Regions from separate parts of the Homo sapiens genome. Here all the other regions are linked to region 3. Evidence: chromatin contacts called from ENCODE Hi-C or POLR2A ChIA-PET data. All regions are on one chromosome and are shown on one strand. The core of a region is the stretch at or near the end of the contact, and the rest is flanking DNA. Distances in the headings are between cores, read along the strand shown.

Evidence for each region. Hi-C counts contacts between places; a loop is a spot of excess contacts on that map. ChIA-PET counts read pairs that join two places held with the same protein, here RNA polymerase II (POLR2A). Pooled maps may share reads with other maps.
Region 1: a map of IMR-90 shows a loop between it and region 3 (2.1-fold over the local background). The contact joins two enhancer-like sites. A Hi-C loop is called at or near these places in 3 of 168 maps with a recorded cell type or tissue (Calu3, IMR-90 and transverse colon), 1 of 37 single-sample maps with no recorded cell type and 6 of 50 pooled maps. POLR2A ChIA-PET finds 5 or more read pairs at or near these places in 4 of 52 experiments (BJ, CD4-positive, alpha-beta T cell, WTC11 and 1 more).
Region 2: a loop to region 3 is called in a map of PC-3, with 2.9 times the contacts of the local background. The contact joins two enhancer-like sites. A Hi-C loop is called at or near these places in 2 of 168 maps with a recorded cell type or tissue (Caco-2 and PC-3) and 3 of 50 pooled maps. POLR2A ChIA-PET finds 5 or more read pairs at or near these places in 2 of 52 experiments (MCF 10A and WTC11).

The regions. Positions count from the first base shown.
Region 1 is chr12:89,448,370-89,453,314 of GRCh38, forward strand. The region is part of intron 9 of POC1B-DUSP6 (POC1B-DUSP6 readthrough); the gene reads right to left. All of the region lies in intron 10 of POC1B (POC1 centriolar protein B), which reads right to left. It overlaps LOC105369889 (a long non-coding RNA gene), which reads left to right. Exons shown (of 4, transcript NR_189732.1): 3 at 3,158-3,272; 4 at 3,688-3,786. Among named protein-coding and RNA genes, the nearest start is that of GALNT4, 74 kb to the right of the region's middle. Within about 2 kb of position 3,667, at least 16 of the 41 ENCODE cell types and tissues checked have a DNase peak (open chromatin) inside an H3K27ac peak, as active enhancers do; they include IMR-90, where a contact is called at or near this core.
Region 2 is chr12:89,373,462-89,378,090 of GRCh38, forward strand. The region is part of intron 9 of POC1B-DUSP6 (POC1B-DUSP6 readthrough); the gene reads right to left. Among named protein-coding and RNA genes, the nearest start is that of DUSP6, 23 kb to the left of the region's middle. Within about 2 kb of position 2,335, at least 13 of the 41 ENCODE cell types and tissues checked have a DNase peak (open chromatin) inside an H3K27ac peak, as active enhancers do; they include PC-3, where a contact is called at or near this core.
Region 3 is chr12:89,414,896-89,419,414 of GRCh38, forward strand. All of the region lies in intron 9 of POC1B-DUSP6 (POC1B-DUSP6 readthrough), which reads right to left. The region is part of intron 1 of LOC124902981 (a long non-coding RNA gene); the gene reads left to right. It also overlaps a transcript of POC1B not described here. Among named protein-coding and RNA genes, the nearest start is that of DUSP6, 65 kb to the left of the region's middle. Within about 2 kb of position 2,881, at least 4 of the 41 ENCODE cell types and tissues checked have a DNase peak (open chromatin) inside an H3K27ac peak, as active enhancers do; they include IMR-90 and PC-3, where a contact is called at or near this core.

The DNA.
Region 1 (4,945 bases), core at 2,417-4,916, 34 kb after region 3:
ACCCTAACTAAATTTGATAAAAACTGATGTTCTCATCTATTCCAAAATAAAATAATACCTGCACACACCAGAACGGCAATAACACCATCAAAGGAAATTTCTGCATACACAGTTCCTACTGCTGAGAATATCCTTTCTCAACAGACAGACAAAAACTGAAAATTAGTGACAGGGCAGAAGTGAGAACCTGGGGAGAGCAATCAGTGAATAGTAACAAAGCCCTGCCAAGGGAGGTAAAGCCATTACATCATTATGAAAGAGAGTTAAAGACATGACAGATCAAATAATTATTCATATCAGGAAGCTATATCCACACAATTAGGCTTGAACAACCTATGATGAGCATGCCATATGGCACACCTTCTGGATAAACAGTAAGAGACAAGTGTGTCTTAAACACAATTCTTCCTGATGAGCATTCTAACACTAAGTTAAGGACTTGTGTGTGATGAAGTCTGGTGTGTGCCAAGGATTTATGTACTTGGCAAGTAGGAATAGGCAATGCTTAAATTCCCAAAGTAGCCTTCACAACCAGTTACTTACAAACATTGGTTGACTCAAGGGCCTATTTCTCCACCTGCTCCCAAACTGGAGGTCCTCAGTACTTTCCGTTTTTTTCCCCACAACCAGAGATATACATCAGGTCTCCTTGGCTACTATATTATGGTGAAAAAACATTTACTTAAGTTAAATCATACTGACCACAAGGAAGCTAAAACCAGGATTCAAAGTGGCAAGGCATCTGATCTGTGTGTCTAAACATCTGGAAGGCAGGTTGGTGCTGGTGTTCAGTCTGTCCTCTGAGGTTGTTTAATCGGAGCCTTGCTTGCCCCCATCATTTCCTTGCTGTGTGTCTGTGAGGAAGTTACCTTACCCCTTTAAGGCTAATTTGTGGAATGTGAGAATCTACATGCATGCTTAGTAGTAAAATGTTTAGTAGTATGTGAAAAATGGTGGCTATTTTTATGGGAACCACAGGCATGTAAATGAGAATGCTCCTAAATTGATTTACTGAAACACTGAGGTAACACATTTGTAAATTAGTTACATTTAACCATTCCACATGTATATATACTTTAAAACATCATGTTATACATAAGAAATACATACAATTTTATGTCAATTAAACAATAAATAAATGAAAGAAAAAAGGGGAAACAATTCCCTAAATATAATACTACATTCCTAGACAAGCAACTCAAATTGGCAAGTTGGCAATTCTCAAATTATTTTATAAATCTAGTGCAATGGCAATCGACATTCCAATGGGATGGTTTTTTGAAACAGAATAATTTTAAAATTCATATGGATAAGTAATAGGCAAGAACATCCAGGAAAGTTTTGAAGGAAAAAACTGTACATTATATAATATTTTAAAGAAATATTCTAAATCTACAATGATTAAAAAGGTATGATAATGGATCAAGAACAAACAGATAATGGATCAAGAACAAATAGATCAAGAACAGAGCAATAAGACAGAAGAGAAAGTCTCCAAAGAGACACAAGTTCATATGAATTTAATGTTTAAAGAAGGTTATTCAAATCAGTGAAACAATACAAATTGAGGGTACTTTGTTAACTATAAATCTGTACCTCATACCTAAATTAATACATATGGATTTTAAGGTTTTATCATTAAAAATAAAACCTCAAGAAGAGTAGCTAAGATGTTTGGGGATTGATGAGGGAATTTCTTTGCATAGAATCCAAACAACAACAAAAAATAGTTTTAAAAAAGGTAATGCAGCTAAACCTATCAAAAATCAGAAACTAAATTCAAGGAGAAATGAGAAAAAAGGAAAACATATTTGTAGCACATGGCAAGAGGTAAATCTTCTTCTTTTTTTTTTTTTGAGATGGAGTCTTGCACTGTCGCCTGGGCTGGAGTGCAGTGGCACGATCTTGGCTCACTGCAACCTATGCCTCTAGGGTTCAAGCAATTCTCCTGCTTTAGTTTCTCAAGTAGCTGGGATTACAGGCAGCCACCACCATGCCCAGCTAACTTTTATATTTTTAGTAGAGACAGGGTTTCGCCATGTTGGCCAGGCTGGTCTCAAACTCCTGATCTTGTGATTTGCCTGCCTCGGCCTCCCAAAGTGTTGGGATTACAGGTGTGAGCCACCGCGCCCTGCCCAAGGTCAATCTTCTTAATTAAAATTACCTAAGGATCAATTTTAAAATGAACAATAGGAAAATGGGCAAAGTACACAAATACACAATCTTCAGAAATACAAATAAACAGCAATCATGAACACGTCAAAACTCACAAGTCACTAAAAAATGAAATAAACTTGATAACATCTTTTGCTTATTAAGCTGTTTTAAGGCTTTTAACATTTTAAATAATTAAAAATAAATAGAAAACCTTTAAAGGTTTTTGTCATGTTGATGTTGTTATTACAAACAGTATTGGAATAGGCATCCTTGAATAGAAATCTTTGTATGTATATCTTATTATTTCTTTAGGATGATTTACTATGTATCACTCAGGGTTCAGCAGAAAAACAAAGTACAGCCATTATTTTAACAGAGAGAATTTAATATAGGGAACTGGTTAAACAGATTTCTAAGTCTGTAAATGCTAAAAGGGAGCTCTGAGGTAAGCAGAGATATTAAATGTATGAAACTAGCTCCCTAGAGTTGGGGAACAAAGGCAAGAGATTGGATTATTAGAAACTAGACACTCAAGAGTTCCCTTGCTGAGAGCTGAGATGGTTTGTTCACAAGGAGGAAAGAGGAATGTTCATTAAAAAGACATTCTGAAAAGGAAAAGGAAATGCCTGGCATTCCTTCTCTATCTCCCCTTCAACTTAAAACAAACAACTCTATGTGCTTCAGAAAAATAATCCAAATAGATACATAAAAAGTATGAGAATGTTGCCACCATAAATACTAAGGCCCACCAAAATTCTGTAGTGATTTGGAAAGTAGGTTAAAAAGTACATATGATATAAAATATGAGCTTTGTAGTGGCCATCATGATCCTGAGTAAAAGAAAAACAAAATACTCTAGGAATTAACACAAAAAATAGAAAATCAAATTACACTAAAAAAAATCTTCCATTGCAAAAGTCAATTGAAGTCAATTTGACATTTAAGTGATGAGTTGGTTGGTTGGTTGGCTGAAAGCAACATAATTTTATTTATGTTTCAGGATATATGATTGTGTGGCCTGACAATCTCAGAAAGTAAAAGCAAAGAAATTGAAAGACATGGAAAGAACTAGGCCGGGACCAGCACTGGGCCTTAATAACCAGTTCACTGAGATGGTAAGGTTCTAAATCTTTAGAAGCCCTAATAATATGTTTTACATAGTGTGACAGCATAAAGCAGGAAGAACTGACTGAAAAATATGTGTTAGCAGACTTGCTGACTACTTTCACCAAATAATTAACTGTCAAGTGGCAAAATAAAGGAGCAAAGCCAATAGCTTCACTATCTATGCAGCACCAAATAACTCAAAACCAGATGGGTATAGATGTGCAGAACAGTTGAAAGCTAAGTTCACTATTTTCCGTGAAGCTCCAACAGCCCCACAAATGGCATTTAGCTCCGTAGTAAACCATCCTATAGGTCAGCAGGAAGCTCATTATGGGCTGACAGTCCAGGAGACAAGCACTTTTCAGGGAGCTACGGTAGTAATTTCCTGTGTGAAAAGCTCACTGCTGTTCTTGCATTCCTCAGGGTGCATTTCTTCTCATCTCAGAGGATGTTTCTCTTCCACAGGAAGAGGAAGGAACCAGTTGTTACTGGATGTGTGGGCTGAGAGCTGTCGGGCATTTTCAGCATGCCTCGGTCTCAGCTGTGGGAACTGGGGATGCAGCTTAGATTCCCAGGCCCGGGACAGTCGGTATTACTGCAGTAGTCCGGGGCGTCACAGTTTAGAAATACAGTATCTCAGCAAGTTGGAAGGCAGAAATAATACCTGGAACACCTCCAGTTCCCAGAAACGTGCTAATTTTCTAAAGGAAATTCTAAAAAGTATTTATTGGGCTCCCAAATAGCATGATTTATAAATCCTTTTGTAAATTTTCCTTTTTTTTTTCTGTCTTCACATTTTATACGGCAGAGTTCAAGTCCCAAATCACGTTTGTCAATAGGAGTAAGGACAAGTTTCACTGCATAAAGTATTCTTTAACTAGGACTATTTTTAAAAACTTTAAGAGTATCAAATTTTTGGTAAATTCATTAATATGTTTTCTTTCCTTGTGACTTTGAAACTTAAAGAGAAAGAAGGTCAAATTAGCATATTTGTCAGTATATCTTAAAAAAATTGGGACTTAGTGATTATTACTATTTTTATTAAAAAGCATATTTTATTTGAAGGGGGGGAAAAGAAGCCTCTGGCTTTCACTGTTAATCTTTTATTACGGTGATACTGTTAGTAAACTTTACAGCTATACAGATTATCTATCTTGAAAAAAAAATAAACCACGTTCCTTTAACAAACTAAAACACTTTAGCATTTTAGTTGTTTTATTTATTTTTTTACAATCCCAAATCAATTTTTTTTAAAAGGTCAGCCATCACATTCGCAACTGTTAGCAGTTTTTATAACATATGGGTCATGAAGTACTTCAAAAGCAAGGATCCAACTAATTTGCAAATAGTCTCTTTCCAGTCTCTAATATTTTCTCTCCTTTCTCTATTTTAAAGATTGTATCTGAAAAAATATTAATGTGTTTTCTGTTTCTAAATGGCAAGAGATCTTTGAAAATGTTGTGTTTTTCCTCATTTACTTGTTAGTTATCATGTATGTTCTGTTTTTTAAATGTCTTTGACAATTTAATTACGTCACTTAATTTCGAAGGGGAATGTTTTTAAATTGTTTCTCAAACCTTATAAAAATTCCTCTTTTACTCCAATTAAGCATCTTAGGGCTTAACATTTAACTTCTTGAGTTACCGAATAAAAAATTACTGTATCCACTTGACATTTACTA
Region 2 (4,629 bases), core at 1,085-3,584, 42 kb before region 3:
TCACCTGAGGTCAGGAGTTCGAGACCAGCCTGGCGAACATGGTGAAACCTCGTCTTTACTAAAAATACAAAAATTAGCCAGGCATGGTAGTGGGCACCTGTAATTCCAGCTACTCAGGAGGCTGAGGCATGAGAATTGCTTGAACCCGGGAGGCAGAAGTTGTAGTGAGCCGAGATCACACCACTGCACTCTAGCATGGGCTATATAGAGCGAGACTCAGTCTCAAAAAAAAAAAAAAAAAAAGAAAAATGTGCTACTTTGGTATTGAAATTAGCATCCAACATCAGCTTTTGGAGATACAGGTTATGCCATATACTTTGGTAAATTTCCCCCAAGCATTTAGACTTACAGAAGATATGCAGTAAAAGCTGTTGGAGTATATGCTACAAATGAGCCTTGGTGGTATGGTCCCAGGCCTTCCTGTGCTGATTAGCATTTTATGGCATGTATAATTTTCCTTAACATTGCTCAGGGGATTAGGACACTAGTCATATGCTGCCAGCCACAAGTTTTAAAAAACCAACTTAGGAATAAAATCACAACAGGAAATGAAGGCCATTTGGAAATTTGAGAACCCACATGTTCTCTATGTTATTTTCTTTTCTTATTTTTTTTTTTTTTTAGGAAGAGTTTCAAAGTTTCAACCTGTTTTAATGCTTGCCCATCTGGTTGTTTTATTAATGAAAACAGCAGCATCTTCTAATGCTCTTGTGTGAGGCAACAGTATTTTCCCAAAAAAATCACAGAAAAAACTTTGGGATTTGATGTACCATATTTTGTCTTTTACTTTTTTTCTTTGAAAAAATAAATCCCAACTGGAGATCATTTTAGAGAGAGTATGTGCTTAGAAATATTCAGTGAGTCATGCCTGGTGTTGTAGGTCTATTCCGGTGCGTGGGGTTTCCAGAACAATTACATAAGTGTTAGCATAGCCAGGAACTTTTGACATTTGTGGCAGCCTAATGGAGTTCTTTTCATCATTGAAAATATTCTAACTGTTGTTTCCTTAAATCTAAAATGCATAAAACTAGTGAAGCAGGATAAATTGATTCTGAGGCATTTCTATCCAGTATGCTTTGTTGGCAAAGAAACTGAAGAAAATTTACTTGAAATAAAATACAGGTGATCAAGCTGTTAACAAATACAGTGATCTAATCATCTGGCAGAAAGTGAGAGGATAAATTGTAAGTGAGACCTTTTTGTTTCTTCTCTTTCTTTTATCTATCAAGATTTCCAGCCCAGGCGTGGTGGCTCACACCTGTAATCCTAAGCACTGTGGGAGGCTGAGGCGCGTGGATTGCCCGAGCTCAGGAGCTTGAGACCAGTCTGGGGAACACGGTGAAACCCCGTCTCTACTAAAAATACAAAAAATTAGCCAGGCATGGTGGCTTGTGCCTGTAATCCAAGCTACTCAGGAGGCTGAGCTAGGAGAATCGTTTGAACCCAGGAGGCAGAGGTTGCCGTGAGCCAAGATCATGCCATTGCACTCCAGCCTGGGCAACAGAGCGAGACTCCGTCTCAAAAAAAAGAAAAAAAAAAAAGATTTCCTTTTCTTTTACAGCCTGACCATAGCATATTGTTTACTTGCACAACCCTACATAATGAGATTATTCAATCACATGTTTTTTAAAATTCGGGGATTCCAAAAGCTATTAGATCAATACCTTTCTTTAATCTTTCAAAAGATCACCAGGAAATAATGTGATATTCCACTACTACTAATTTGTTTGTTAAAATATATTTTTAAGTACCTGTGTTCCAAAGTATCTCCTAGTATGAGAAACTAGAGAAAGACCCAACCGAAGTCATTATCAATTAATTTTTTCTATCTCAAAGGTGAGCTCCCCAAATCCAGAGTTTAGGGGCTTTCTAGGGAGGGTGAAGTCCTTAGTTTTGTTTTTTTTTTTTTTTGAGACGGAGTCTCGCTCTATTGGCAGGCTGGAGTGCAGTGGCGTGATCTTGGCTCACTGCCACCTCCGCCTCCCGGATTCAAGCAATTCTCCTGCCTCAGGCTCCCGAGTAGCTGGGACTTCAGGTGTGTGCCACCACGCCTGGCTAATTTTTGTATTTTTAGTAGAGACGGGGTTTCACCATGTTGGCCAGGATGGTCTTGATCTCTTGACCTTGTGATCCGCCCGCCTCGGCCTCCCAAAGTGCTGGAATTACAGGCGTGAGTCACTGCGCCCGGCCGGAAGTCCTTAGTTCTTATAGATGATTGTTCAGTGTCTTGCACAATTTTGCTACTGCCTTATTTTCCTGCAGATAAGACATTGTAGTTATGGGTGTTACTGTATTTATTGGTTCAAAAGACATGGTGCAAAGGACAAGTAGGCCAAGCAGGCTCTGACTCATAGAGGTTGCTGCCTGCTTGTGCCCTGTGTGCGCCTTTTGAGTAAAGAGCACAGTCCACCAAGTCCAGCTCTGCATGCTCAAGTGCTATTGAATTCTTTCCACCTGACCACAAGTACTTGAGCACCTTTCCTCCATAGCAGAGCTGATAGCACAGAGCACACTGAGAATCCCTATAGGGAAGGTGTGGTGAGGCTGTGTGAACTGTGTGGGCTGTGGTCACGTAGTTGATCATGTAAGTGGGATCACAAACTTAGTAAGCATCCTGTGACACACCGTCATCATTAGAGTGTGCTTGTTGATGTTGGAGTACTATGTGCTATTCAGGACTATTTCCAAGAATTTAGTTGAATATATATCCTGGGCTGTAGGATACAGGATGAAAAGAGGATTTGGTGTCCCTGCCAAGTTTCCTAGATAATGCAGATAATTTCTTTTAGCAGGAAGTGACGTGTACATCTCAGGGCTGGGAAGGTGCAGTTATAGGAAATTAGCCTTAGCAAGAAACAAAATGCCAAAATCAAGACCAAGTGAGAACATAACTTCTAGACCAACAGAAAGGAAGTGAGGGGATCTGAGCTGCCCTGTTTTGTTTCTGAAAAACCACTCATCTTGCTCTTCTATATTCCTGACTTTCTCCATCCAGTAGGCACCAAGTCCAGCTAGCTCTGTCTCTTCTGATTTTGGAATCTGTCTTCCCTTCACCATCTCTCCAGTCATGGAGTTCAGTCTCTTACCATACTCACCTGGATTACTGCAATAGACACTAACTGGTCTCCCTGCTTTCAGTCTTCAACACCCCATATCTCACCAAAGGGATCTTTGTTGTCTGTCCATTGTTAAATGGTTGGGATTTATTGGGAGGATTTCTGTCTGCTCTCAGGATGGACCAGAAGTTTCAGAAATTGATAGAAATGGGTCGGGTAGGGATGGGTAGGGTTAGAACATTCAACCGTGTTGTCAGTGCCCTGCCCCAGAATGAATGCTCTTCCATCATTTCTCCATCTTTTCACCCTCTTTCTTCACTCCAGGGAGTGAACATTGTTCCAGCTTGGGTCAGGTGGCTGTTTGTTGGTGAGTAAGGGGTTCAGGGAACAGATTTAACAACTCAGCAGGCAATCCTTCAAAGGGAAATCAAGGTGGAATGGATACTGAGTTCTCAAAAATCAACATGTTCCCATGATATGTTGACTATAGAAGGGTCATCTAAGTGCAGTAGCAAATATAGTTTATAGTATTTACTCGAATGGCTTGTTAATTTATCTCTCTTCCTCAATAGACATTGAAGTCCCTGGAAGAAGAACCATGTCTTATTCATCTTTGTATGCCTGGCCTCTCATAGACACATACAATAAGTACTCATTGTATCAAAGAATGAATCAATGTTCCCGTAAGTGAAAGCTGTGTTTGGTCTAGTCTATATGCTTCCAGAACTACTTTATGGTCCCCCAGCCCCAGCCTTCAGTGACCCTGCTTCCTGAGCTAGAACTGCTCAACACTGACCTCAGCAGCAACGCACCTTCTGAGTCCACTCACCCTCTGGGTGCTCCTGAAGGGGCAGAGAGAGCCAAGCGGCTATATGTCAGATACAAGACCTCACTGTCTGCTTCCTTTCGTCCATCTCTTTTTTTTTTTTTTTTTTTTTTTTTTTGAGACAGAGTCTCACTCTGTCGCCCAGGCTGGAGTGCAGTGGCGCCATCTTGGCTCACTGCAGGCTCTGCCTCCCGGGTTCACGCCATTCTCCTGCCTCAGCCTCCTGAGTAGCTGGAACTACAGGCGCCCGCCACCACGCCCGGCTAATTTTTTTGTATTTTTAGTAGAGACGGGATTTCACCATGTTAGCCAGGATGGTCTCAATCTCCTAACCTCGTGATACACCTGCCTTGGCCTCCCAAAGTGCTGGGATTACAGGTGCGAGCCATCGTGCCCAGCCCTTTCGTCTATCTCTTATAGCACCATTTTAGCCTTCAGGGACTCCTAACATGCATTTGTTCCTGGAGTGCTTAGTAGTTGTGGATGAACTGATATCTATCTTACTTGGCAATGTAATAAAAGGAATGTGCTTTGACATCAGACAGAGTTGCAATATGAACACTTCAAGTACTAGCTGTGTGACTCTGGATACTTTTTTTTAACCTCTCGGGGTCTTTGGTTACACACAAGTCCAATGAAGATACTACAAGTGTAAATGAAATAATATATGCAAAGACACTTGTTATAACGCTTGGCATTTGACAGGTGTCCTGTGAATGTCAGCTCCCTTCTGCCTTTGTGGCTTAT
Region 3 (4,519 bases), core at 1,631-4,130:
GGTCCGTACTATCTTGTCTTTAGAGAAAAGGCAGTAAGCAGATAATACCTGTTCTCCAAATGGTCAAAGGGCAAAAATAGTTTGAGTTCCAGGCAAGCCTTTTTCTTAATGACATTTACTTGATTCACATTCCAAGCCCTTCCCCCACTTCTGGTTTTTGCCTCACTTTTATTTAGGATAATTATGACATTAGTCTTCTAAGGCTGAATTCCTCAGGAGTTGCTCAATTGCCAGCATTTGGCCAGAACTTTGAGGTTTTCTATGTATGAAAGGCTAATTTCTTTTATATAATCATTCTTTTTGTTAAATTTTTAAAAATGCAACATTCGCTTTGAATTAAATATCACACATTTATTCACTACCACTTAGTAACAGTCCCTGTATCTGATTTCAGTAGTTACAGTTGAAATCATACTTTTTGGAAATGGAGTCCAGAGAAACAAAATGATTTATTAATAACAATAATAGCCGGGTGCGGTGGCTCACGCCTGTAATCCCAGCACTTTGGGAGGCCGAGGCGGGTGGATCACGAGGTCAAGAGATCAAGACCATCCTGGCCAACATGGTGAAACCCCGTCTCTACTAAATATACAAAAAATTAGCCGGGCGTGGTAGCGGGTGCCTGTAGTCCCAGCTACTCGGGAGGCTGAGGCAGGAGAATGGCGTGAACCCGGGAGGCGGAGCTTGCACTGAGCCGAGATCGCGCCACTGCACTCCAGCCTGGGCGACACAGCGAGACTCCGTCTCAAAAAAAAAAAAAATAATAAAGAAAATAATAACAACAATAGCTACCATTTATTGATCACTTACTCCGTGACAGCTACTGTGCTAATCATTTCACAAATGCAGTTCACGTTATTATTTTCACCTTTTATGGTTAAGGAAACTAAGCTTTGTGAATACCTTCCCTGACAGTCGCACTGTTAGAAAATGGCATAGCCAGAATTTGCATCAAGTTTTTCTGGCTTATAAGACTGTCTACGTAACTGCTGAGCTATCTAACAACTGGCAGGTTATAGCAGTGCCCACTTAGCCCCAAATATCGAGTGTCTAAATGTTTGCCTATCCTATTTCTTCCAGCCCACCCGCCCTAGTTTTAACTGCTTTTGGCTTTAAGTGAAGCATAGAGCAATGTTTTAGAAAGAAACACTTCAATAAATGAAAATAAAAAATACTCATTTATTCAAGAACGAATTGTTGAGCTCCTCCTATGAGCCAGACAACGCACTAGGTGGAGAATCTAAAGATGACAACGCCTGCCTTTTGGGTAGGTTAAGTCATAGTGGAAGAGGCAGAGCTGCAACTGTATTGCAATCTCTGTTGTACCAGAGATAAGCACAGAATGCTGAGGAAGCACAACAGAAAAAGAATGAAGGGATACGCAAGCTGCCTTTTAAAGGATGAATAGGGGTTTTCCAGGAAGAGAAGAGTTATGTAGGGTGACAGGGAAAAAGCATGCTCAATATAAGTGGAATTGGGAAGGGAGAGGTGCTTCATCCCATAATGGTGAAAAGTTCAGCAGGGCTGAGGAAAAGATGCATGATTGTGGGGGAAGGGATAAAGAATGTAGAAAAGGAGGCATGCTCGGAAAATAACCTCGAAAAGGTAAGGATTGAGGACAGATGGTGGCAGTTTTAGAACACTATGTGAAAGACTTGGATATCTACAGTGTTAACTAGGCAGAGGCCAGACAGGTAATGTTTAGCAGTGGAGGGGGATGGAGACAATATGGAGTAGTGTATGTCTGCTTCACCCTGCCCTAGTTCATTGCTGCCATGGAGGAATACAGGCCCAATAGTTGCAGATCTTCTGATTTCTTAAGACAAGCCAGAGACCTAATTTAGTTAATATAAAATTTCCAACTTTTAAATGTCAGTAGGTAAATAAAAATTATTTTTTAAAAACTATGAGCCAAGCAAAACAGCTCAGCAGCTGGATTTGTGTTCATCCCACAGGCAAGTGGCTTGCTCTGTCTCTGGAAGCAATGAGTAGCACAAGTTTGTATTAAAATTCCAAAGCCTTAGTAAAGGACCCAGAGGTCCTATCAACTAAATAATCACATATTGTTAGAAAGGTAAAGCCTATCAACTTACCTTCTTTCCACATAGTAGTTTTTAAGTATATTCCATAATTATTGAATAAACAAAATCTTCCCTGAAATTATTTTCACATATTCCACTAAAGTTCACTAATTGAACTTCCTATTTTCTTCTGTACTATTTAAATAAACTAATCTTCAAGATTAAAATAAGAAATAATCTATTTGTAAATGAGATACAAACTAACCTTTGTTTTGTTAAAATAATTAATTGGGAGCCCATTACACTGAGGCAGCTCTAGCGCCCAGAGATCCTATGTAAGCAAACTGAAACCTAACTCAGAGTAAGTGGTCATATCCTAGGAAGACCATATTTAACAAATCAGAACCCACCAACTAATCTCCACCTAGAGACTTTAAGGCTGCTGTTCCACTTTAACCAATCCAAATATTTTCTGTCTTGCTTCCTCAAACACCTTATAAAAGTTTTCCCCTTGCACTCCCTTCAGGGGAGCCCAAACGGCTTGCAGTTTGGCAATGTCTGATTCGTGAGTCACTGTTGCTCAAATAAACTTTAAAAAAATTTAATGTGCCTCTGCTTAATAGATACATCAAGCAAATGAGAAGTTATCTTTTTTAAAAAAGTCTGTAAAACCTTTAACATCTACTATAACAACTTGTATAAGTCCAAGAGAAATATTTATGTGCAAGAAAATAATCCTATCTGTAGCAGCTAGGAAGACAGATATAGAGAAATCCTATTATATTCTATTTGGTTGAGCCATACTCACTAAGAAGGAAGTGATAGTATCAGATGATGTGGCTGAAGATTAATATGGCTCCTTTGGTGTTTTTCCCCTATCACAGATATCCTGAGGACTCACTCCTGCTCAGCCACTCACATCAAATTTAGTTTCTTGAAATGGGCTGCTGAGGCATTCTGCTCAGGAATTAATCATAGCTGAGAAGCTGCTTCAGGGGTGGAGGAAAAAAATCTGCAACTTATTGTTATCCTATATTCACACAATATACGCTGTGTGCCTACTACAAACTGGAAACCGTTCTCAGCTGTAAGATCCATCAATGCGGAGTTGCTTACCAGGGGAAGACATGTGTGAACTGATGTATGTGTCAGATGGTAATAAGTGCACTGGAGAAAATGAAGCCTGGCAAAGGGTCAGGGAGTGAATGGAGGGTCACTTGGGCAGTCAGGGAGGGCACTTCTGAACAGGTACCAGGTGAGCAAAGGTTGAATGTTTTAAGGCATTGATGCCTGAGGGCAGAAAGTTCTAGGCAGAGGAAATGTACAGATGCCCTCAGGAGGGAACACTTTGCTTCTTCAAAGGGTTGCAAAGAGGCCGCTATGGCCAGAGGGTGGTGAGTGAGGATTATTCAAGGAGAAGGAAAGGGAAGTTTAAAGAGGAGAAGTTGCGTCTTGGCCTTTTACTCTGGAATGGGAAGCCCTGAAGTGTTCTGTGCTGAAGAGCCACGTGCTTTGACTCAGGCTTTTCAAGAACCACTGTGGCCCGCTGTGCAAGGGTGACATCAGGGAGACCAGTCAGGAGGTGCTATGGTTTGGATATGGTTGTTTGGCCCCACCAAGTCTCATGTTGAAATCTGATCCCTACTGTTGGAGATGGGGCTTAAGGGGAGTTGTTTGGGTCATGGGGGTGGATCCCTCATGAATGGCTTGGTGCCCTCCTCGAAGTAGAGAGTGAGTTCTCAGTCTTAGTCCCTGTGAGAACTGACTGTTAAAAAGAACTTGGCACCACTCTCCCCTTTCCTTCCTCCTCTGTCACCATGTGCTGCTGGCTCTCCTTCACTTTCCACCATGAGTGAAAGCAGCTTGAAGCCCTCACTAGAAGCATCTGCACTATGCTTCTTGTGCAGTGTGCAGAACTATGAGCCAAATACACCTCTTTTCTTTATAAATTATCCAGCCTCAGGTATTCCTCTATAGCAACACAAAGGGAATAAGATAGGAGGCAACTGTAGTCTTCCAGCCAAGAGATTAGTGGCTTGGATCATGGTGGGAAATGAAGGTGGTAAGAAGTGGTCAGGTGTTTTCTACATTCTGACAAAATGTCCTGAAGGAATGAACTGTGGGGTGTGAAGAAGAATCAAAGAGGATTCCACGTCTTCAGCTTGAGCAACAGGAAGGAAAGCTGTCATTTTATTGACACATGCAAGTCCAGGAAAGAAGCTGCTAGTGATGCTGGCTGGGGTGCAGAGTTAGAGGTAGAGGGCAGAAAAATTGGTTTTGGACCTATCTAGAGATGCCTGTTAGAGTTCCAAGTGGAGACGCTGATCAGGCAGCTGGATATTCAAGTTAGGAAAGGGATGGGCTGGAATCTGATGAAGATGAAGGAGATTCCTCAAATGCTAAAAATAAATAAATAAATAAAGAGGGAAGTTAGAAAAATTGAGTCTGTTGAAAAAGTTTCAAGGCATCTGCATTTATATCATCACTATTTTTGTATC